3 separate regions of the Homo sapiens genome follow, and regions 1 and 3 are each linked to region 2. A link is a loop called in an ENCODE intact Hi-C map of the cell type or tissue named here. Cell type or tissue: endothelial cell of umbilical vein. All regions are shown on one strand. Region 1 overlaps VEPH1 (ventricular zone expressed PH domain containing 1). Region 2 overlaps VEPH1 (ventricular zone expressed PH domain containing 1). Region 3 overlaps LOC101928236 (a long non-coding RNA gene).

Region 1 (8,000 bases), 140 kb after region 2:
AAATCCTTGGAAATCTGGCCCATAACTGAAGTTCTATAAAGAATAATATAAAAGCTTACAAGAACCTATCAATGTTACTTTGAAGTATTTCCTGATTGGGTGAAAATACATCCCATCTGTAGAGTGTATCAGCAAGGCTGACTTATAGAAAGCTAATTTTTAAGCTGGTAATGTAGTCCTTTCTTTATAGACCCACACAAGTTGATTTTTCTTTTTTGTTTTTTTCTTTTCTTTTTTGAGATGGAGTCTCACTCTGTCACCAGGCTGGAGTGCTGTGGCACAATCTCGGCTCACTGCAACTTCTGACTCACTGGTTGAAGTGATTCTCCTGCCTCAGCCTCCCGAGTAGCTGGGATTACAGGCACACGCCACTAGAGCCAGCTAATTTTTGTATTTTTAGTAGGGACGGGGTTTCACCATGTTGACCAGGATGGTCTCAATCTCCTGACCTCGTGATCCGCCCATCTCGGCCTCCCAAAGTGATAAGTTGATTTTTTTCTTAAAATGAGATTAATTATTAATATCAATTAGTGGGCATTGTTTTCATGGTTAATGACAAATAAAGCCTCCTTACTGAAAATGTGCATGTAGTCAAGTCCACCTCAGTGTTGGTGTGACTGTGGGGTGCTCACATCCTCCTGGTCCAGTTGGTCCCATCTGGGGGATGTTGATTACGCCCATCCACTTAATGCTTCTGGGGAAGGTTTCTTTTTTATTTTTTAATGGATTAGTTTAATCATGGGATTAGGATAATTTATCCATGAATTGAAGTTGTAAAATTTGGAGCCAGAGAAGAATTTTAAATCTTTTTCACACAATTTGAGAAAGAAAAACAGCAAATAGGAAAATGTTACCAAATTTCCTGGAGCCTCATTCATTAAGGTGGTCTCTTGGGCCCCTGTTAGAAGGGCACTTACTAGGGAATACTTTTCTAGCAAACTTTTCTTGGTGCTTTGGGACTTTTCTTGGATTACCTTACTTACCTGCTCCCACCTCTCCAAAAAGTGAATTTTAGTTGACAAAGGCAGACATAACAGCGACTGGTTTCTATCTTTACTTTCTCCTACCACACATATCCCAATCCCAGTCATCTGCAACAGCCCGTGAAACACATCCAAATAACAAGAAGAAATGAAGATTTACAAATCCTTTTGAAAAGACTCTCTGCAAACTGCTCTAATGAGTTGACATCAGAACACTGCCCTTGTACATCCTCAGCCAAGAGTAGGTGCAAGACTCGGGCGTGTAACAACAAATCACTGGGAAGGATGTCACCTACTTGCATCCATGACTTAACATGTTGCAAACTTCCAAAAGAAGACATAACATAACTTTATTTCTCATTAATTATATTTTTAAAAGCTCTTCTTTAAAATAAAGAAAAAGCTTGGTTTCCTTTGCACATTTAAATAAATAATTAAAGAAAAGTGTTCTGGCCGGATGCAGTGGCTCATGCCTATTACATAATCCCAACACTTTGGGAGGCCAAGGCAGGCGGATCACCTGAGGTCAGGAGTTCGAGACTAGCCTGGCCAAAATGGCAAAACCCCATCTCTACTAAAAATACAAAAATTAGCCAGGCGTGGTAGCACGCGCCTGCAGTCCCAGCTACTCAGGAGGCTGAGGCAGGAGAATCGCTTGAACCTGGGAGGCAGAGGTTGCAGTGAGCCGAGATCACACTGCTGCACTCCAGCCTGGGCAACAGAGCAAGACTCTATCTCAAAAAAAAAAAAAAAGTTTCTTACAATGCAGATGGACAAAGGAGTATGTTGTTTGTCTGCATGTCTAGTTAACCTGTTATTTATCTACAGATGAGATGAATATTCATCTGACTAGAAAACAGTGCAAAATAAAATTGGTTGAGCACATGCACACTCTTAGGACATTTTGTATGGAGATCCAGGAGCAGTTATCTGACTGAAAATGAAATCTGTCATCTCAAACCTTGAAATGCCTAATTCCCCTAATATAGTATCCACCTTAGGTGTGTCTCTAATAGATTTAAAGGGACCTTGCTAACAAATAGAGGCAAAAGTAAATACATAAATGGAGCGAAAATGCACAGGAGTATATTTCAATATATCTCACCCTAAAAGTCACCACATTAAAAGAAAAATGAGGAGATGTGGGTGGTGTAAAAGCAGTTGTTTTCTGTGGCATATTTCATATTTTTAAATATATTTTTGAAATGTATTATTATTAAGATAGAAGGGTATATAGCAATATACTCTTATATCCACAGTCAGTACTTTTATCTTTTTTGAGGGAAGCTTATACTCAGAGATTATTATCAGTCATCCATTATTGTTGTTTGGGGACTGTCTTTACTCCAAGGGATGCAGTGCAGTATAAAATGGTCCTGAGCCCCTGACAGTCCCCAGCAGAAGAGTACATTCCAATCCAGTTTGCCACAAACCAAATTTCAGTAAAGTGAATGTTATTCTTCCATTTACTTTCATTATGAAACTGGCAGTATATGCCCTGTAGGGAAACAGAGTGGTCCCTGGATGTCATCAAATCTCATTTAAAAACAGAGTAAACAGAGTAAATCCATATTTTTTAGCTCTGTTGGTGATGAAGAGTTGGTAGCCAGGAAACTGAAAAGAGATTATATCGCTGGGTGAAGGGTTTTGATAAGACAGAGGAAAAGGTGGGGGTGGAGGAGGGTAGATTATTTCCTCCTATTTGCTCCACAACAACCATCAAATTTCAGGTGACGGAGGATTTTTAAATATTTTTCCAAAATCATAGGCAATTACATAGTTAGCAATTGAGAGTCCAGGTATTTGATAATTTAGTAGGAAATGATCTGTGTTACAGTTCATTTTCAGAGAGGTGCATATTTACAGCAGATGAGTCCAAAGCTGACAGAGTCTACTTGGATTGAGGCAAAAAGAGCTGAGTAAAAGACAGCTAATTCCTATGTCTACATTTTTACCCTGTTCACATTAGGGACTGGTGAAAAATTATAAAACACAGGGTTTTGTTTTTTTGTTGTTGTTGTTTGTTTGTTTTTCTTATAAAAAGATTCAGTTGGCCCGGTGTGGTGGCTCATGCCCATAATCCCAACACTGGAAAGCCGAGGTGGGTGAGTTGCTTGAGCCCAGGAGTTCACGGCCAGCCTGGGCAGTATGGTGAAACTGCTTCTCTACAAAAAATATGCAAAAATAAGCCAGCCATGATGTGCACTTGTAGTCCCAGCTGCTTGGGAGGCTGAGGTGAGAGAATCGCTTGACTCCAAGAGGTCGAGGCTGCAGTGAGCGGTGACTGCACCACTGCCCTTCAGCCTGGGTGACAAAGAGAGACCCAGTCTCAAAAAAAAAAAAAAAAGAGTGAGAGAGTCAGCAAACTTTTAAAGGTAATTTGCTTTACAGAAAATCATCATTTTTCAGATGAAAATATCCACATCAATTATCCCGCAGCCATTAAAATATTACACTGGCATTAAAATAAGCCACAAATGCAGGAAATGTAAAACTGTCAAAGAAACTCTGAGAGTGTGATTCTGTTTCTCATATAAAACCCTGTAGTTTATACATGTAAGTAAAAACTACTTTTTACAGATGATCACTTCAGTTTAGATGTTTGAAGAAATATTAATCTGGGAAGTAATGCCTTACATGGCTAGGGACAATGACAGGTGACTGTGTCTCCCCAGTGAGATTTCTAAGCCTCAACGCACAAGAATGTTGTCATCTACTTAGCTGGTATTTGTGCTCAAATCACCTGGTGTTGGGCCAGGCAGGGAGAAACTTAGCCAGCCACCCCTAGAGTTCCCTGGTCTCTCAAACTTGAGGGATTTGTTAGTGATGCCTGAAAGGTTCATTCTCTGGATATGCTTTGGAGACTTGCCTGGCAACAGCAGAGATTGCCATGCTCATTTATGCCTTCATTCATTCATCAGCCAACTCTTCTTGAGAACCTGGCAGTACCAGGCACGCTGCTGTAGGCAGGGGATACAACTGTGTGCAGAATAGACATGGACTCTGCTTTCTTGGAACTTACATAATACGTAGTTACAAAGTGAGATGATTTATCTGCAGAAAAGGAACACGGTTCTGTCAGAACCTATCACATGGAATCTGCCCTAATCTGGGGGTCAAAGTAGCTTCCCTGGAGAAGGAACTCTTGAGAAATGTGAAGAGTAAGTAGAGGTGTGGGAGCTGAAGAGAACCGTCTGTCCTGTGGAAAGAAGGAGCACAGCCTACTCCAGGGACTGGAAGTTGGCCCCCTGGGGAGCAGTGAAGTGAAGTGAGGAGGAGGATAGTTCAATGTAGGCAGGGATCTGGGCTCTATCCTGAGAGAAAAGTCAGATTGAAAACATATCTCCCTACCTGCAATGTGGAGATTAGTCTGTAGAGGGGGCTAGAGACTCCTTAGGAAGCAAATGCTATTCTACAGGTGAATAGCAGATTCATTCATTCATTCAACAAAAATTTGAGTCCCTAAGTTTTGCTAGGCACTGAAGATATAGCAGCAAACAAAAGCAAATCTCTCCCTTCTTGGAACTTATTCTGTGGGATGATATGGACCAAGAACAAAAAATATATAGAAAGAATAATGCCAAATAGTGACAGATGCTGTGAAACAAAACAAGTTGGAGGGGGGATAAAGAATGGGATTACTATTTAGGTAGAGTAACAGGGGAAGGTCTCTCTACTGAAGTGATTTTGCAATGGAGACATGAATAAGGAGAAGCAGCAAGGACGGAACAGTAAATACAAAGCCATGAGGCAGAAGGACACTTTATGTGTGGCACCCTAGATTAGGGTGGTTGGACTACAGGTGGTGAGAAGTGTTCACTCCAGATATATTTCAAAGGAAAGCTGTCAGCAGTGCTGGTGGGTTGGGCCTAATCACCCAATGGATGGATGAGACAGATAAGACTAGAGGAAGAATGTGTGGGGAGATACAAATCAAGAGCTTGGTTTTAGACACATGAATTTTGAGATGACCACTCATTCTTTTTTTTTTAATTAATAAACTTTACTTTTTAGAGAAGTTTTAGGTTCACAGCAAAATTGAGTGGAAAGTATAGAGAATTCCCATTTACCTCCTGTGCCCCACTACACACACAACTTCCCCCACTGTCAGCATCCCTCACCACAGCGACACATTGGTGCAATCGATGAACTCATAGTGATACATTATCATCTAGAGTCCATAGTTTACACTGAGGTTTACTTTGGTATTGTACCTTTTATGGGTTTTGACAAATGTATAATGACCTGCGTCCGTTATTGTAGTTTCAAACAGAGTAATTTCACTGCCCTAAAAATCTTTCCTGTTCTGCTTCTTCATCTTGTTCATTCTTCATCCATTCATTCTACAAAATTTTTGAGTGCCTACTACATGCCAGCACACTCCAGGGACTTGCGAAACACCAGTGATCAAAATAGGCAAATATCCTTGCCTCCATGGAGGCTGTTCTAGTGGGAAAAGATGTATGATAAATAATAGAAATGATAAATAAGTAAAATATGTAGGATGTTACAAAGCGTTAAGTGCTATGATAAAGAGAAAAATAGAGCCAGCCAAGAAAACCCAGGAAAAAAAAGGATTTACATATATGTGTATGTATGTACAAATTTGGAGGGAGGGGGGAAACTTCTAGAAGGATACACATCAAGCAGCTATCACTGTTTTTCTCTGAAGAATCACACTGGGGCTGAGTGCAGTGGCTCACATCTGTAATCCCAACACTTTGGAGGACAAGGTGGGCAGATCGCCTGAGCTCAGGACTTCAAGAAGAGCCTGCGCAAAATGGCAAAACCCCACCTCTATTAAAATATCCAAAAATTAGCTAGGAATGGTGGCATGCCTCTGGTCGCAGCTTCTCAGGAGGCTGAGATAGGAGAATCACTTGAGCCCAGGAGGTGGAGGTTGAGCCAAGATTGCGCCACTGCACTCCAGCCTGGGCAACAGAACCAGATCCTGTCTCAAAAAAATAAAAAGAAAAATAATCAGATTGGGGGTGCAGGCAGAGAAGAAAGCGAGAGGGAGGGGGAAATTTGAACATTTTAATGTAAATATTTCTGCAAGGTTTGGAAATTTTTAATAAGAATAATTGGCTTCAGTAACAGAGATGCAGGTAACTTGGAACTAGGTAATAACTCCAGATGCCCAGCGTCCTATCTAAATTGGGTTCCAGTCCCACCTCTGCTGCAGGGCAATTCTGATTCCTTGAACAGGTTACTTCATCTCATTGGTCACCACTTCCTCACACTTATCCCAAGAGTATATTACAGAGCCATGGGTTTGCAAGCTCTGCTCCCTATAGAGGCTCCAGAGACCCTTTTTTCCTCCCTTTACCTGCCCTGCAAACAGAACAACCCTGATGTAGCTGGCTTCACACACTAGCCTTCCTGAAGAATGTTTAAACCAAGAATTCCACAGCTTAAAGAAACTTGAAAAACACTGGGCTGGATAACTTTTAAGGTCCTTTATGCTCTAAATGCAATTAATCCCTAGTGTCTTATGGCAGAGCTGGCAAAGTATAAAACATTAGTTATTCAGCCAAGGTTTTTTTGTTGTTGTTGCTATCAGCCTCAAACAACTTTATTACTAATTTTGTATCTCCAATGTAAAGTAAAAAACAAAACTTTTCTTTCATATTAATTTCCTGTCCTTTCTCTAGACATCTGCATTCATCAGTTTACTACAGTTGGGAGAAAATAAGCCAGATTGTTCATAGTTGTGAGGTTTGTCTCACTATTTGCTTGGATTTATTCATTAATATGTATCAAACAGCACATAACCAACCATGATCAGCAAATTAATGCATTGTGTCTGTCCTGACTGTTTCTATTCTAACAGTTTTGTTCACCTTACTCAATAGAAAGTTATCTATTTCAAACAATACGTGAAGCAGCCTATAAAAATATATAATAAAGCAAAAAGAATTTTTACTCAATGTAGAGGGGAAAATAAACATAGAGAAAGAAAATGAATCCAGTAGTTGAGTTATTTTTCAGAAACTTATCCCTGGAAATATTCACAATTGCTATATGTGGTTTGAAATTTACTTCTGAGCACCCTAGTGGTCATAGTAAGGAGGGCAACAATATTGGTTTAAAAATCTACAGTGTCCATAAATAAAAGTGTACTAAGTGCTGGTGGGAGTAGGGGAAGAAAGCTGTTTATTTGGCTGATGAATGCTGTTCTCACTAAAGCCAGTTCATCAAAATAGGTGTTTATATTATGCAACAAACATACAACCATTAAACATAACAATAGAGCAATTATTCTAAACCAGAGGTAATTTTGTCTCCCCCATTTGATAATGTCTAGGGACATTTTTCATTGTCACAGCTTGGGAGTGGGTGCTACTGACTTCTAGTGGATACAGCCCAGGAATGCTGCTAAATATACTACAATGCGCAGGTCAGCCCGCCACCCCAAAACAAAGAATTAATCCAAAAATATCAGCAATGGTTGAAAAACGCTGCAACAGATCCTCGCTTCTTGAAATATGGTCCATGGACCAACAACATCAACATCACCTGGGTACTTGTTAGAAATTCAGATTCTCTGGCTTACCCTAGACCTATTGAATCAGCATCTACAGTTCCACAAGACTGCCACCTCCAACCAGGTGTTTCATAACACATTGAAGGTAAGAAGCACTACTACAGAAATAAGAATTTCCAGTAGACACTAGTAGTAGAGAAAAGACAATGAATTTGTGATTGAATTAATGGACTCTTCATTTAATGATCACCTATTAATTGAGGAGATGGGCCAAGTGCGGTGGCTCACGCCTGTAATCCCAGCACTTTGGGAGGCCAAGGCGGGTGGATTGCTTGAGGCCAGGAGTTTGAGACCAGCCTGTCCAACATGGATGTTCAAGTGATGTTCGTGAATGTTCAAGCGATTCTCCTGCCTCAACTTCCCAAGTAGCTGGGACTACAGGTGTGCGCTACCACTCCAGGCTAATTTTTGTATTTTTATTAAAAATGGGGTTTTACCATGTTGGCCAGGCTGGTCTTGAACTCCTGACC
Region 2 (8,000 bases):
TTAAGTGGCTAAGTATGTGAGAAGCACTGAGATAAGTACCTGACACATGGCAAACACCCACCAAATGTCAGTTGTGCCATTATTTTATAAAGGGCTCGTTTACACTTTATCACCTGTGACCCTCAAAACACCCTGATGAAATAGACGAGGTGTGTATTAGCCCCATTTTGCAAATAAGAAAACCAAGTCTCAAGAAAGGAAAACAACATGAACTAAAGGTCCTATAATCGCTGAATAGCTGAGCTGGGACATGACCCTTGGTTCCTAGATGAGCAGATGACTTAGTATGAACTCAGCACAAGTGCACTGAATAAAACCTGTAAAAATCTTAGCTATCCTAAAGGTGCTTCTCAAATACCATTTCCTCCATAAAGCTATTCATTATCATCTTCCCCTGGAAGTGACTTCTCTCTCCCTTGTACTTCCCCAAACTTCTTTTTGTAGTATCCAGGAGATTTTTCTCTTGGTCACTCCCATATTGTAGAAGGTGTTTTGAAGATCACAGTTGAAAACGTGCAAAAGAGCCCTTTGAAAAATAATGTGTAAGTCTCACCTCTCCCCACTCCACCCCTATGTTTGTGAAAGCTTTCCTGTATGGCTGTGTGTTAAACAACTTGATGTTTCTGTTTAGGGCCCAAAGCAATGTTTTGCATGTGATGGGCCCTCAAGAGTAAGAGCTGAAGTTGGCAGCATGAATGTGGGACTCCACACCAGGTGTCATGTAAATGTGGAGTGTGCAGAAAGAGCCCAGGAAAAGCCTGGGGGTGCTCCTCTGTACCAGCACGTATTACTGCTCCTTCTTGGAGCTCCTGAGCATCTATGACTGGGGCAGTTGAATGTACTTCATGGAGTGCCACATGTCCAACAAGCTGACAGGTCAGGTGAAGTCATTTCCATCCAATTTTCCTGAATATTATTTTACTGAGACTCTTGTCACTGTAAATATCTGAGCCTGGGAGGAAAATGTGTTAAGAGAAAAATGTAGGAAAACACTGTGCTGATTTTCCTTAGAGATATTGTGATTCACCCTCCCACATTTCCCAGGGTGCGAACTACTTTGCAGTACCTCACTGTGCTCCACCTCCCTCTGAAAGCTTACCACTCTCCTTTGCTCTTCCTCCAAGCGTCTTCTCCTGTGACTGTCTTGCTCTCTGGTTGCTCTAAATCTCAGGGCATAGAATGGGCAAGGATCCAGGAGCAGTGTAGAAGGGGAGAGGAATTCATTTTCTTGCTTGATAACCCTGCTCACACCTTCATCATTAATATTAATAATGCTCTGAGGACCTTTACTCCTAACAGTAGCCTCACATTTTACATGGAGTCAATATTTCATAATGGTTATGAACTTGGAGTCTAGCACTACTGGAGTCTCTGGGTTCAAATTCCAGCTCTCCAGTTTTGTAGCTGCATGGCTTTAGCAGTTATTTAACTACCTCAGGTTGCTCACCTACAAAGTGGGGATGACATATTTTCATATAGTTATGAGGATTAGATGAATTAATATTTACAAAGTGTTTATGCCTGGTACATAGATAAAGGCATGTAAGTGTTAGGCTTCATTTTTCAAAAGCTGGTAGATAGTACAAAAATTGCATATAGAGAGTATTTTCCTTAAAATCCCTATGACTCATGAATTGTACCACTTACAATACTACAGATAGCTTATTTAGTTGAGTGTGTAATGAAAGCTTTGGCTTGTATTTTGAGGCCATGGTGTTTGAAGAGTATGTGTCTTTAAACTTGCACTCAACACAAAGAGGTGCTCTCACAACAATAGCTCAGAGGAGAGGTCTGAGACTACCCAAGGAAACAATAGATTCTCCTCTCCCTTTTCACACTCTTTCTGGCAAACCATTCAGAGTAAAATGCTAGGTAGAAATGCCTATTACTTGTATTAAATAACTCACTCTTGGCTCTCACTAAGCATGTGGCTACATTTGTAAGCTACCCACATGTATGAGGTGATTCCACTCTACTGTAAACTGTGAGGGAAGTGCACTGGACTGAAATCAGTAGACTATCCTTGCCACAGCTATTATGGGGCCTTGGGGCAGTCATTAAACCTCACTGGACATTAAATGATTACTAAGGTCTCTGCCAGTGCAAATGGTCTGTGATTTTATTAGGCCCAGAAGGGAGCTGATGAGAATAATCAGATGTCTAATTTGTGCCATTGCCCTCCTCTCTGTAGACTGTTAATTGGGTGAGAAATATAGTGGGACTTTATTACTTCAACTGGAATAGAGGGAGAGTTGCCTGATCCCAAAGCCCTCCTCTTTAGCCCACATGGCAAGGCTATCATGTTCATTTCAGTGTTAAAGTTCATCTTCATGTTCAGTAGAGATTTATCTAACGCCATTCTCCTAAGCAGCATCTTTATTTTATTGCTACTTGATTATAGAGTACGTAGGAGTAGGGTAAGTACTGAGGTCACCTTTTTGACTGACAGAGCAGGGAACTTCTACTGCTAGCGTAGCAAGGCAGCCCAACCAAGAGGTAAGCACTGGTTTCTGTGTCCAGGTTCTGGAAGAAAGGGTTCAAGGAAGTGGGTCTAGGAGATGTTTCCTATGCTCCCTCTTTTCCTTTTGTTCTCCCTTTCTGTTTGATTCCCATGAGAATCTTTTTGAGGAAAATCTGGCAAGTGTTAGGCATGATTGTTGTTTTTCCTTGTGACATGGAGAGAAGAGAAGGATGTAGAAAGGAGAAAAGCGTAGGGCTCATGTTGACTTTTAAAGTTCAAATTAAATTCTGGAGAAACCTAGTAATTTTTGACAAGACTTTTTGAGACAAAAACAAGGAAAGAGTTCATTTAAAGATCATTAAGCCAGGATCTATTAGTCTAGGCACATGTTTCCAAGTTTCTTTTTTCTCTCTCTCTCCGCTGGACACTGAGTTCACATTCTGAGCTTATGCCATTCTGCCAGTGGCTACATTGTGTCATTTGTTTCCCTTGCAGAGAGTGTCAATGAAGACCTCAAAGTCTGGAGAAAAATGACCTTTCATGGAATAAGAAGTATACCTCCTTCTACATGTTTTTGTCTTACTGACCTCTGATAACTGGAACACATGACTCTGGGTCTGTAGAAAGTCAACTGATCAAACTCATCCTCACCATGCATCAACTGTTCAGACTGGTTTTGGGACAAAAAGATCTTTCACGAGCTGGGGACCTCTTCTCCTTAGATGACTCTGAGATTGAAGACAGCCTTACAGAAGCTTTGGAGCAAATTAAGATAATTAGCTCATCTTCAGTAAGTAAACTGGTTTATAGACTACATCTCTGAAATGGCCTGTCCTAGAGCTAGAGATTTGTTTATATCCTGGCAGAAAGATCTTTGCAGGGGAAAGAGGAAATACCACTAATATTGGTCTCTCTTAATCTGCTCTGTGGTTTTGTTGGCATCTAAGAAATATCAGTAGGGAAGTCATGGCTTAGTAGGGGGCAGTTAGATCATCTTTTGCCCACTCACAAAGACCAGAATTCTGAAAATTGCAGAGCAGCATGGAATTCTCACAAAAATATTATTTAGGGGCTATTTTTATGTCCTTGAAATGACACTGAGAGGAGAGGGAGCCAATCCAGGGAAAAGCAGACCTGCAGAGCAGCATAACAGCATCAGTAAACAAGAGCAGGGTGTGTGTGGGAGGCTGAATAATGAAAGAAGGCAGGATGACACCTCCTGCCACGCAGGTAATATGAGACAAGGACAACGATCGCTTTGCTGCCAGAAGTGACAGTTGCCCAGGACTTAATAAGGCTGATTCTGTTTACTTCTGTATTGTCTCTATTTTTATCTTTCCCTTGCTTCTTTTTCTACCCACCTGCATCCCTACTCCCTGGACCTGCCATTTAATTCCACCCACCCATTATTAGTCCCCAGTGTGATCAGACAGATGTAAAACCTCCCATCAATACTTGCATTCCTTCGCTTCTCTTCAATGTCAAGATTATATATTCTGAAAGCACTTCCCAAAGGGGATGGATGTGGAGTGCCCAGTGTGGTTTCATGTTGACCTTCTTGATTGTACTTGGACCCTCCATGAGACTGGTCCCACTTCAAAGGCCTAGGGCCACCAGGCATCCACCCACATCCTCCCAGCTCAGCAGTGTTAGCCAACACTTGGCACAGACACTCATTGGAAAGATGAAAGTGGTGGGACTCAAGCCATACAATACTGAATTGGCAAATGTGTGCATATTTCAGAAACAACAGCGCTCTTCTGTGTTACAAAGAAGATATATTTAAAAGGTATACTGGCAACCCGTGCAGCCTCCTCTTCAAGCCTATTTTCTCTTGCTGGCTGCCATTAACATGCTGAACTCCCCCCAGTGACCAATGAAGTCACTGCTCAAAAAACTCTTCTTTTCTCAGGTAATGTCTTTGATGGCAATTACTCATCCACATCTTTTCCAGAACATTAATCAACTTAGGTTGACGCAAAGCACAACATGTTCCTGGTACATTTTCATTTTCTGGGTAAGATTTTTGTCCTGTTTTCAGAAACCCCTTCTTTCACACTCCTCTGCAAATCAGTTGGCTGAAAATTACACTGGTTTTCATCTTCTTACTAGGAAAACAAAACAAAACAGTAATCAAAGATCACATAAGTTCCCTAAAGCCTACTTCCACTAGAGGTCACTAGTGGCCAGTTATTTATTTTGTTTGCATCATTAATTGCTTTGTTTCACAGACATCAAATTCAGAATTTTAGGACTGGTGACTCAGTTCTATTATATAACTCCACTGGTTAGCCATTAAGGCTGGCAGGTCCCTTGTCATTAGGATCATCGTCCATTCATTAAGCTGTCCAAATAGCATCTCACTCTACCAGGAGTTCTGGAGAGCCAGGAGTTCGTGTGTCTTCTTCATCTACTAACTTTTACCACATCTTACTTCTTCCATTTCTCTATCTGTAACCCTCTCATGGAACAGAAGAAGAATGGTAGCTTGTAATTTACATATATCAAGTTTGAGGTTACCAATGCCAGCAGCTCCTTATCTTCCTTTTCTGATTAGCACATGGAACCACCATGCCTGCTCTATGGCTTACATCCCTGTTAGCTGCGTCCCATCCTTCCCTCAGATCCAGCCCCAGCTATTCCTCTCTAGGCCTCTCCTAATGACCTTGGATCTCAGTAATCAATTCCACTTCTCAATTTCTCTTCAGAAACGTAGAACAGGAAGGGATCGTCTAAATTGCCCCTTCCAACTTCCAGCACAGAAGATTGCTGAAAAATAGGTGGCTTCTCCTGCACTTGCAATGATGCGAATATGGTGGGTTTCTAATATTTTTACCTGCTTCTCAATTTTCCTTTGGTAAATTGTCCCTTTCCATTGCATAAAACCTTGATGGCATCTCCATCAAGGTTCCCTACTCATGAGTGCCCACTACCCTTCCCTATCAGTGGTGGGGGAGAGAAGAGGTGAACACCTGGCCCAAGCTTGAAAATCAGAAGTTTTTCCCCAGTAGTTTTAAGAAAGATATCAGCAGGGGGTGATTTATCATGAGGACGGTGCCCCAAAGAAACAGTACTTTACTTCCTCCCTCTCTATCATTGTAGCTGCCTTGATCACTGCTCCTTTTAAGGCCTGGTACTTCACTTTCTCCTTCAAATAAGTGGGCCACCTCTAATCTTCTTCTTATAGCTATTATTATTATTGTTTGCTGTACTTATTCAGACTTTTTCTGTTGCTTATGATCAAAGAACCCTGACAAAGAGAGAGCATTTTCATTGTTGGGAGTTCAAATTGTTAACATGTTCCTCTGCTTAGCCAGATGAAATCTTACTTTGTACTTTCTACCTGTTGTCTCTGTTCTGTTCTCTGCCCCCAACAATCAAAAGAGTCTACCCTCTGTTTCTACAAGAAAAACTTTAAACCTTTTGAAGATAAGCACCAGGCTTCACCTCTGGCTTGTCTCATCCCAGCTAAACATCTTAGTGACCTTGGGTTTTTCCATGACAAAGAAGGAGCCTGTGTCTGGGAAAGGTTACAGCACCTCATGTTGTAGCCATCAACTGTCAGATCTGGAAAACTCAATTTTGTTGGTACCTGAGAAATGCTATCCAAATCATGCTATCCAAATACAAGACTTGGAAATATAAATTAGATTAAAACACGATGTACTGATTTACAATGAAAATTATAACTCGTACGGATCAGAATTCTTGTGTGTTTCATGCTGTTCTCAAGTCTGTTTACTCAGTCTTTCTTTGGATAAGAAATACTTTTATTGATTAGGTTTCTTCCTCCTCCATGACAATCACATTCCAGCCCTTCCTCCCTGAGATTACATCTAACTCACCTGCAAAGTCACCCATCAAAAGATAATGTCTTGGTTTAGGCCTGTACTGGCTAATCCCACTCATATGAGTGGACTTTATTGGTTTAATCCTCAAAGGACAATCTTGTTTCTGCATTGTTAGAGAAGGCTTCATTGAAGCTCCCAGGTATGGCCTACACTCTTATCATTCTGCTTACCCTCCTTTGGAATAGTCCTAATTTATTATTGTAATTTATCATTGCCCAATACTCAGACCAATTGCTTAGAACAACTACTAATACTAGTCAAATATTCTATGTTTTTAAAAAATCAGTTGTCCACATTTATCTTGTGATGTGCTAAGGCATTCAGGTTGAATCAAGACTTGTAATTAGATAAGTTTAAATTTTTTAAAGTGTATTCTGCCACATTTTCAACATTGCAAAAAAAATTATTGTCTTTAAGCCCTCATTCCAGAATATGTCTTTTAAACATCATGATTCTGTCAAATATATTACTTAGCACTTTCAGCTTTGTGGAATCCAAAAATGTGGCAAACAAGCCTCCAATCCTTCCCCCAAAGCCACTCACAAAAATAATTAAACTTTACTAGATTTTACTGTCCAGTCCATGTCCTCTTTTTCTACCAGTTACTACAAAATACTACTATGAAATGTTTTGCCCTTATGTTTCACTTTGAAAATGTGACTACTCAACTCAGTATCCTCTCCAAGTTCCCAAACATACCTTTAAGTTTTGTCTTTTCATTTCAAGTCCTTTCTAGACCAGTTTTACCTGATAATCACTTGTACTAACTTGGCTTTCCTCCCAGGCTACTCCAAGAGAGATTGTCTCATCCACTCATCCACTTCTCCCACCTTTCCATTGGTGCTCACCTCATGCCCAACCGATCCACCCGCCTTCCAGTTCTCTTTATTTTTCTTTTAACAATGAAACACACCAGGCACACAGAATCACCCACTTTAACATGTTAGGTACAATTGAAAATCCCTGCATGTCTCTTTTTAATCCAATTCTCCTCCCTCATGCCTCCCAAGGTAACCAATATCCTCCTTGTGGTATTTAGCTATGCATGGTTGCTTTTTGTTTTTGTTTTTGCTACACATCCATGGTTCCAAAGTGAATTACAGCATAGTATTTTGTATTTTTAAACTTTATATAAATGTTGTCATAGGGCTCAAATTACGTTTTTGAGATTTGTCTATATTGGTACAGGTAGTTTCAACTCATTTATTTTTGCTGAGGCAGAGTATTCCCTTATGTGAATGTGCTACAATGTATCCATTCTTTTTTTGGTTTATATTTATTATTTAAACAGTGCTACAGTAAACATTGTTGTAATTGGCAATTTTGGCCAATTATTTCTAAAGTTCTAAATACTTGTAATTGCCAAGTATTTCTAAAGTACACAATTAAAAGTGAAACAACAGGTTTTAGGGTTTTGTGTATTTGCAACTTTGTGATATACCAACAAATTGCTTTCCAACAGGGATGTGCCAGTTTACACACCCAACATCAGTGTATGAAAGTTCCAGTTGCTTTATATCCTCACCAGTGCTTGCTTTTATCAGATTTTAAAAGTTTTTTTTAATCTAAGTGAAGCAGCATGTAATTGTTTAAATATACACTCCTCTCATTATTACCAAGGTTGACCATTTTTTCATATGCTTATTTGCTGTATGCCATTTGTTTTCCTCTGAAGGAAGTGCCTACCA
Region 3 (8,000 bases), 250 kb after region 2:
CTGGAGTGCAGTGGCGCAATCACGACTAACTGCAGCCTGCAGCCTCGACCTCCCAAGGCTCAGGTGATCCTCCTCCCTCAGCCCCTGAGTGGCTGGAACCATAGGCACACGTGCACACATGACTAATTTTTGTATTTTTAGTAGAGATGGGGTTTCTCCATGTTGCCCAGGCTGGTCTCAAACTCCTAGGCTCAAACGATCCACCCACCTTAGTCTCCCAAAGTGCTGGGATTACAGGTGTGAGCCACTGCACCAGACAAGTTTCTATTCTTTGTTTTACTTTTTACTTTGTAATTTTTTTGAAGGGTATAGTTTACATACAATATAATTTCATATTACATATGTTCAGTTCATGAGTTTTGACAATTGTAAAAGCCAAAGATATCAATACCCAAAACAAAATATAGAATATTACACTCATCTCAGAAAGTTCCTCATGCCCCTCCACAGAGGCAATCAACATAGATTAGACTGGCATATTCTGTAAGGTTACATAAATGAGGCTGGGCACGGTGGCTCATGCCTGTAATCCCAGCACTTTGGGAGGCCGAGGCAGGTGGATCACCTGAGGTCAGGAGTTTGAGACCAGCCTGGCCAAAGTAAAACTCCATCTCAAAATTAAAAAAATAAAAAAAATACATAAATGGAATTATATAGTATGTAATTTTTTGTGTTTGGCTTCTTTCTCTTAACTTAATGTTTTTGAGATTCATCCATGTGGTTATGTATATTAGTAATTTATTCTTTTTTACTGCTGAGTACAATTCCATTGTATGAATATACCAAAATCTCTTTATCCATTCTCCAGCAGATAGACATTTTAATTATTTCTGGTATTTGGCTATTGCTAGTAAGGTGACTATAAACATTATTGTACAAATTCCTTTGTGACATATTTTCAGTTCTTTTGGGTAAAATACCTAGGAATTGAATGAAATACCTTCTACACGTCTTACCTTCCATATGTTTTATCCTATCTTTCATATTTTCACCTTTTCATCTCTTTGTACTACATTCTACAGAATCTCCTTAGATTTGTTACCCAATTCACTCATTCCTTCTCCAACTGTGTCCTGCTGTTTGTCCCATACACTGAGTTTTCATTTCAATGGTTATATTTTCATTTCTAGAATTTTTACTTGGTTCCTTTTTTTAATATTTCAGGTACTTTTAATAGTATCTTATTCCTTTCTCTTATTGTTTAATCCATATTTTACCGTTTTAATTACTTAAAATATCTTACATTTAATATGTTCATTTTCTGAACTTTTGGGGAGCACTAATCACATTGCGCTTTTTTTTTTTTTTTTTTTTTTGAGATGGAATATCACTCTGTCGCCCAGGCTGGGTGCAATGGCATGTTCTTGGCTCACTGCAACTTACATCTCCTAAGTTCAAGTGATTCTCTTGCCTCGGCCTCCCAAGTAGCTGGGGCTACAGGCATGTATCACCACGTCTGACTAATTTTTGCATTTTTAGTAGAGATGGGGTTTCACCATGTTGGCCAGGCTTGTCTTGAACTCCTGACCTCAAGTGACCCACCCACCTCAGCCTCCCAAAGTGCTAGGATTACAGACATCAGCTACTGCGCCCAGCCACATTTGCTCCTTATTAGTTTTAATTTCTTACTCTTAGTAGCTTATTTTTTCATGTGTTCATAATTTTGGTTTGTAAGTTCATGTTGGTGAGGTTTATCTATAAGATTTATGCTGTGAGAGCTATTTTGATAATATATATTACATACAATTATTTTATATAATTTTTTTTGTAAATTAACTGCCCTCCATCCCATTCTAGATCTGAGGATGAAGAATGAAGCTCGGAGCCTTGCAGCGGGAAGAACTTTATCTGAACAAGAGGCAGAATTTCCCAGTGGTCCCCTCTTTCTGGAAGCCTTGTCCCTGGTGGGCAGGGGAAGAAGGACAGTGGGGAGATCAAACTGTCACTTTTACAGTGCTAGGGCCCAGGTTAATTACTGACCCCCCTCTCTGAGCCCTAGGGCTCTGCCCTAACCTGGATCCCCTGAGGATCCCAAGAGAGTTCTTTGTGGAGAGGATGAGGCCAGGTATCTGGCCCTTTCAGAAGAAGAGGGGGCACTCGCTATGCTTGAACTATGGCTTAAGAAGCCCTCAAGCACCCCATCACTCCCTTTTTCCCCATCAACAACATGGGATCACCACACCCTAGACTTCACTGGGCTGCCTCAGGGCAAGAAGCAACCAACTAATTTTATGGAGAATCTTGGGAGAGGGCATGGCCAGGAGCCCTTGGTGAGTCCGCATGGCTGCCAGGAAAGGATTTTTTTTTTTTTTAATTGTTCTGCCAGATGGCGGACGTGCTATCAAACTGGAACAATTTCATGTTAATATCTTGACTTGGAGTTTCTGACCACTCAGATTGTATAAATTAAACCTCAAAGCTGTGTATGGGCAGAATCTGAATTCTTTTCTACCCAGAGGCCAGGGGAAACAGACAACTTTGCTTGACATTTCCCTTTGCCTGAGCATCTTTTTTCTGGCAGCATAGCCTTTTGAGGGCCCTAGCCATTATGCAGAGCCTTGATTCTGCCTCCCCACCTTGCATAGGCCAAGGCCTTGCCTATTGTACTAGCATGTCAGAAACCCAAACCTCTTGATCGCCAAGATCACCAAATACCCTCAAACAGGATTGGGGACTAGTATAAGCATCATCTCACCACTTCTGGTGTATGAGAGTTTCTTCTGTTTCCTTTGAGCTCAATATTTTAAAGACTATGTATTATATTTAATTCATCATTTCTAGGTGTTTTGTATTGAGAGGTTTTTCAGGGTATCTAGTTTGTTATGATGACAAAACTAACAGTCCACAAGCTATTACTTTCCTCCCACCAAAATCATCAATGAGTAATAGCCACTTTTCAGTCATTCTCCAAGTCGGAGCCAATTTCTTCATAGTTAGGACAGGTATACTATCCAATTAATAGACAAACATACCCTGCAGAGAAATCTTCCTCATATCTGAAACGTTCCTGCCAAATCCTTTCACTTTATCAGGTTCTAAGAGTTCCTGGATTACTCAAAAAGTTTATCAATGTGAGCTTCCTGTGAGACATTCTAGGAAGTTTAATTGGGAACAGAAAAATATGGAGCCATTTGAAATGATCCAAGTGGGACTCAGGTGGGTTCCATAGTGTTTGCGTGTTAGAACACACTTGATTAAAGCTTCTACTCCATGTTTGTTTTGTCTTGTTTTCAATTAAAGAAGCAGATGAGTCAAAAAAAATTAAAACCTAGACTTGCTCAAAAACACAAAACTTTCTTGGTGAATCTCACTTTTAGGTAGGATTCTGAAAAGAAAATATTGTTGGTTTGGAGAAATTGCAACTAGTTGTTCTTGCTGGTTTAGCAACATATTGTTGTACTAAGGAAGAAGATGGTGCAATTTCCCTGTAATCTTCAGCCCCCATATGAAGTGCTTTCTTTCCTAATTATTGTTTGAAAATCAAAACGTCTGTGTTAAAGGCCATTTACTTACTGAATGGCAAATAGGAGAACAAGCATAAACTGGTCAGAGAAAATGGCTTTTTAAATCCTCAGCCATTTACACAGGGCCAGAGAAAAAGATCAAGCTTCTCATGGCACAAAAAAACCATGACCATAGTTACCTCCTGATATTAAGTAAAATCCCTATAATGACTAAATATTCAGAGTTAGGCATGAAGAATATTTCGGAGTAGGAGAATAAATGGGAAGGAAAAGGATAATGCCCTAAAAGTGAGTCACTGACTACCAAAATATTGTGCTATGGTCTGAACGTTTCTCCTAAAATTCATATGTTGAAATTTAATTGCCAATGTAATAGTGTCATGAGGTGGGGCATTTTGAAGGTGATTAAATCATAAGGGGAAAGCTCTCATGGATAGGATTAAGGCCCTTATATGAGGGCTTGAGAGAGTGGGTTCTCTCTCTTCTGTTCTTCTGCCATGTGAGAACACAGTGTTTGTTCCCTCTGGAGGAAGCAGGATTCAATATGCCATCTTGGAAGCAGAAATATCTTCACCAGACACAAAACCTGTCAGCATCTTGATCTTGGACTTTCCAACCTCCATAACTGTGAGAAATATACTTCTGTTCTTTATAAATTACCCAGCCTAAGGTATTTTGTTATAGCAGCATAAACAGACTAAGACATACATCAAAACAATAATCCATAAAGAATCAAAGACTAGACCTTTTAAGCTAACCTGGGGTCCACTGGACAACATTATGATGCTTTGTTCTTGGTAATCCACTTTTTGACCATGCAGACTTTCTCACAGTAGCTCTCGTTGGTGCCCTCCTCACAAACTGCCCGCACCTTACACCCCTTCCTCCTACACTGGAACACTGTCTGCCCTCCCATTGGGCAGAGTGGCTGGGTGATGTGGTGTGGTGATCTGGAAAGATCCAACAACCTGCAACAGGAGACATATAGAGAACTATATCAGGAGGCTCCCAGAAGAGAGAGTAGGCAAAAGTTTGGAAAGTAGACAGCTTTGCAATCAAAATGATGACCCAGCCAAAGAGGGTAGATTCTAGGACTGTGATCTCTGAGAGGATTTGTGGTGAGGGAACTTAGGCAGAACCCCATTTCAAAAGGCAGTAAGGGACTTTGTTCAAGTACTTCCTTCAGCAGTAAGCCTGTCCAAAGATTCAGGGCTCGTTGACAGGCAAGGTTCCCACACTGGTTACTGCTATAGCCATTGCAGCACTAGGGGGAGCCCTAAGGCAGGCTGATGCAGTGCTGGGTTGCACCCGAAGCCCATGCCCCAGAGACTAGCGCAGCACTGGGGTGCTGCTAAAAAATGCTCTGCATTACTAATCACCAGGGAAATATAAATCTAATCACCAGGGAAGTGTAAATCAAAACCACAACGAGATATCACCTCACCCAGTTAGAATGGCCATTAACAAAAAGACAAAAAAATAGCAAGTGCTGGTGAGGATGTGGAGAAAAGGGAACCCTTATACACTGTTGGTGAGAATGTAAATTAGTACAGCCATTGTGGAAAACAATATTTAGGTTTCCTCAAAAATATTAAAAATATAACAATCATATGATCCAGCAATTCCACTACTGAGTATATATCTAAAGGAATTGTAATCAGTAGGTCATCTGTTTACATAACCAAATGAAAAAACATCAGTTAAGTCAAAGAGATATCTGCATTCTCTCATTTTTCACAGCACTATTTACAATAGGCAAAATATGGAAACAATCTAAGTACCCATGACAAATGAAGGGATAAAGAAAATGTGGTGTATATATACTCAATGGAATGCTATTCATCCATACAAGAGAATGAAATCCTGCCATTTGCACAACATGGATGAACTTGGAGGACATTATAGTAAGTGAAATAAGCCAGGCACAGAAAGACAAATACTGCATGATCTCACTCATATATGGAATCTAAAAAAGTTGCTCTCATAGAAGTAGAGAGTAGTAAAGTAGTTACCAGCTTGGGTGGTTGGGGAAAGCGGAATGTGGGAAGACATTAGTCAAAGTATACAAAATTACAGTTAGATAGGAGGAAGAAACTTCAAGAGGTCTATTGTATAGCGTGGTGACTATAGTTAATGACAATATTCTTGAAAAATGTAAAGAGAGTAGATGTTATGTGCTCTTGCCACAAAAAATGATTACTATGTGAGGTAATGCATTTGTTAATTAGCTAGATTTAACTATTCCACAATGCAATGTTATCTGTCAATTTTAAAACAAATAATAAACCACATACAATATAATTTGTGAAAAAACAAAAAAAAAGCAGGGACTAAACAAGGGCAGAGGAAAGGAACTAAGAGCACCAGCAGCTAGTTGAAATGAATCCCAAGACCAAGGGAGTGATCACAAGGATGGAGACAGCGGTCTAGGAGCCAGATCAAGGACTCACTCAGTGTTGCAGATAATCATTTGAGATAACACGGGCTCCTCCAAGGCATCCTTCCCCCAGGGCTTCTGTGTGCCCATTACTCTTCTTGATGCAGCAAGAAGAAAGAATCAAATTATTGGCCATGACTACCAAAATAGGCTCTCAAAATTCATACCAGAAATTATCATATTAAAAGCTAAAATGTTTAGAGACAAACGATTGTTTTGGTTCCAAAAGCTCTGCTCAATTTCTAAAGGTCTGAACAAGAAGTTTATACTATAAACACTGGAGTTGGAAAGATCACAGGGTAATGTAAAAGCCATTTCTTTCCTCTCAGCACAGCCGCTGCTGCCTCCCTAGAACAGAGGCAAATCTCACAGTTGTGAGGAAAGAAGATAATTGGGAAAAGAGAGCAAGAAAACAAGTAATTGATATGAATTCCTGAGAAAGGGGCCTCCATGGAGCTGGGGTGAAGCCTCTAGAAGAAATTTAAAGTAGTTTTGGGAAGGAACTGAGAGCATAGTAAACTTCTGCTTCCCTTCCCAGAAATACCTAAAGCCTCTTGGAGAAGCCTATATTCAACATTAGGCTACAGCTGAAAACCGGCAAAGTCTGAGAGATGTTCTGTTAGATTGGCCTGAGCACAGCTTCAGTGAGACTCAGCACCTCCAGTGGTATAGGAAAGCAGACAAGAGTTCCCAGGGCCCCCCTTGAAAAGGGTTCAGGAAAGCAAAGAGAGGTCCTGAGATGGGGATGTTGGGCACAGGTGCCTGGAACTAGCAAATGAAGGCCCGTGGCCAGGACATAACCATATGCCAGTGCACAATTAGAAGGACCAGACAGATTGAGTTATATCTTATAGATGCCAGAAGACAGAGATGGCTATCAACCAGAATCATCCTCTTTATGAAATCCTGGATGAGAAAAAAGTTATCTCATCCCCAACCCCCAGGTCTTATATCACCCATGGGACACAGAGATACCTTGAATTGGCTGTATTAAGAGTTCTACCACAAAATGGACATAGGGGCTCAAGAGCTAAACTAAGTTGGGTTGTAGGGAAATAAAGTTACATCTTTGCTCACCTGAATTTTGTGACCGTGAAGTTTATATCTGCTAACAGATCTGGATCCAGAGTAACTCTGATTTAATGCTGAAATCTCCTAAACTACTGGTTTGGGACATCAAAAGTTTTCACTAATTGAATTGTACAGAGTTCAGAAATACATATAACTATGCAATAGAATTTTATATAAAAGCTAAGTTTCAGACTAGTGAAGAAAAGCATATTCAATAAGTTGATTTGGTATAACTAGTAACAACTTGGGGAAAAAAGACAAATCTCATCTCACTCCTTATATCAAAGTAAATTTCATAAAGATCAAAGGTTTAAACCCTGAAAAAGAAACTATAATAATGCCTAAAGAAAACTGGGTGTATTTATTCATAATCTTAGAATGAAGAAGACTTTTTAAAGAATGACACAAAACATAGAAGCATGAAGAATATTAATAAATTTAGCTGTAAAGATTTTTAAATTTCTATGCAACAAAAAATAATAATGAACAAAATCAAAGACAATTGGTAAACTGGCAATATTGTTTACAACGCATATTGTAGACAAAGGGCTAGCTTCCTAAATTTAAAAGGAATGTGTATATACCAGGTGCAGTGGCTCACGCCTGTAATCCCAACACTCTGGGAGGCCAAGGCAGGCAGATATCTTGAGGCCGGGAGATTGAGACCAGTCTGGTCAACATGGCAAAACCCTGTATCTACTAAAAATACAAAAAATTAGCTGGGTGTGGTGATGCATGCCTATAATCCCAGCCACTCTGGAGGCTGAGGCAGGAGAATCGCTTGAAGCCAGGAGGCAGAGATTGCAGTGAGCCAAGATCACTCCACTGCATTCCAGCCTGGATGACAGAATGAGACTCTGTCTCAAAAACAAACAAAAAAGAATGCACACTACAGATATACTTGCAAAAGTATTCCATAAAATATGTTCATTACAGTATCATTTTTCATTAAAAATATATATATATATATTTTTAAACTAAAATTATCTTTAATAAGGGAACTAAGGAAGCATTGCCTGAGGCAGACC

Evidence for each region. Peaks named below come from ENCODE experiments on the same cell type or tissue, not always from the same donor. Only the 100,000 strongest peaks of a DNase experiment are listed, where the experiment ranks them.
Region 1: a loop joins it to region 2, with 4 times the contacts of the local background. A loop is called at or near these places in 5 of 110 quality-filtered maps.
Region 3: it touches region 2 in a loop (7-fold over the local background); 3 of 110 quality-filtered maps call a loop at or near these places.

Annotation. Positions count from the first base shown.
Region 1 is chr3:157,351,232-157,359,231 of GRCh38, reverse strand. All of the region lies in intron 9 of VEPH1 (ventricular zone expressed PH domain containing 1), which reads left to right. The region is part of intron 7 of LOC101928236 (a long non-coding RNA gene); the gene reads right to left. Among named protein-coding and RNA genes, the nearest start is that of PTX3, 82 kb to the left of the region's middle. In endothelial cell of umbilical vein, CTCF peaks have their summits at 4,354 and 7,082; a DNase peak (open chromatin) is centred at 4,351; H3K27ac peaks cover 2,476 bases.
Region 2 is chr3:157,490,463-157,498,462 of GRCh38, reverse strand. It overlaps VEPH1 (ventricular zone expressed PH domain containing 1), which reads left to right. Exons shown (of 14, transcript NM_001167912.2): 2 at 2,957-3,251. The coding sequence starts at 3,114. Among named protein-coding and RNA genes, the nearest start is that of VEPH1, 9.0 kb to the left of the region's middle. In endothelial cell of umbilical vein, a CTCF peak has its summit at 4,640 (motif pointing right); a DNase peak (open chromatin) is centred at 4,642; H3K27ac peaks cover 319 bases.
Region 3 is chr3:157,236,022-157,244,021 of GRCh38, reverse strand. It overlaps LOC101928236 (a long non-coding RNA gene), which reads right to left. Exons shown (of 10, transcript XR_007096141.1): 3 at 4,223-4,432. It overlaps LOC105374179 (a long non-coding RNA gene), which reads left to right. Exons shown (of 3, transcript XR_007096142.1): 3 at 1,798-3,211. Among named protein-coding and RNA genes, the nearest start is that of CCNL1, 80 kb to the right of the region's middle. In endothelial cell of umbilical vein, a CTCF peak has its summit at 4,721 (motif pointing right); a DNase peak (open chromatin) is centred at 4,711.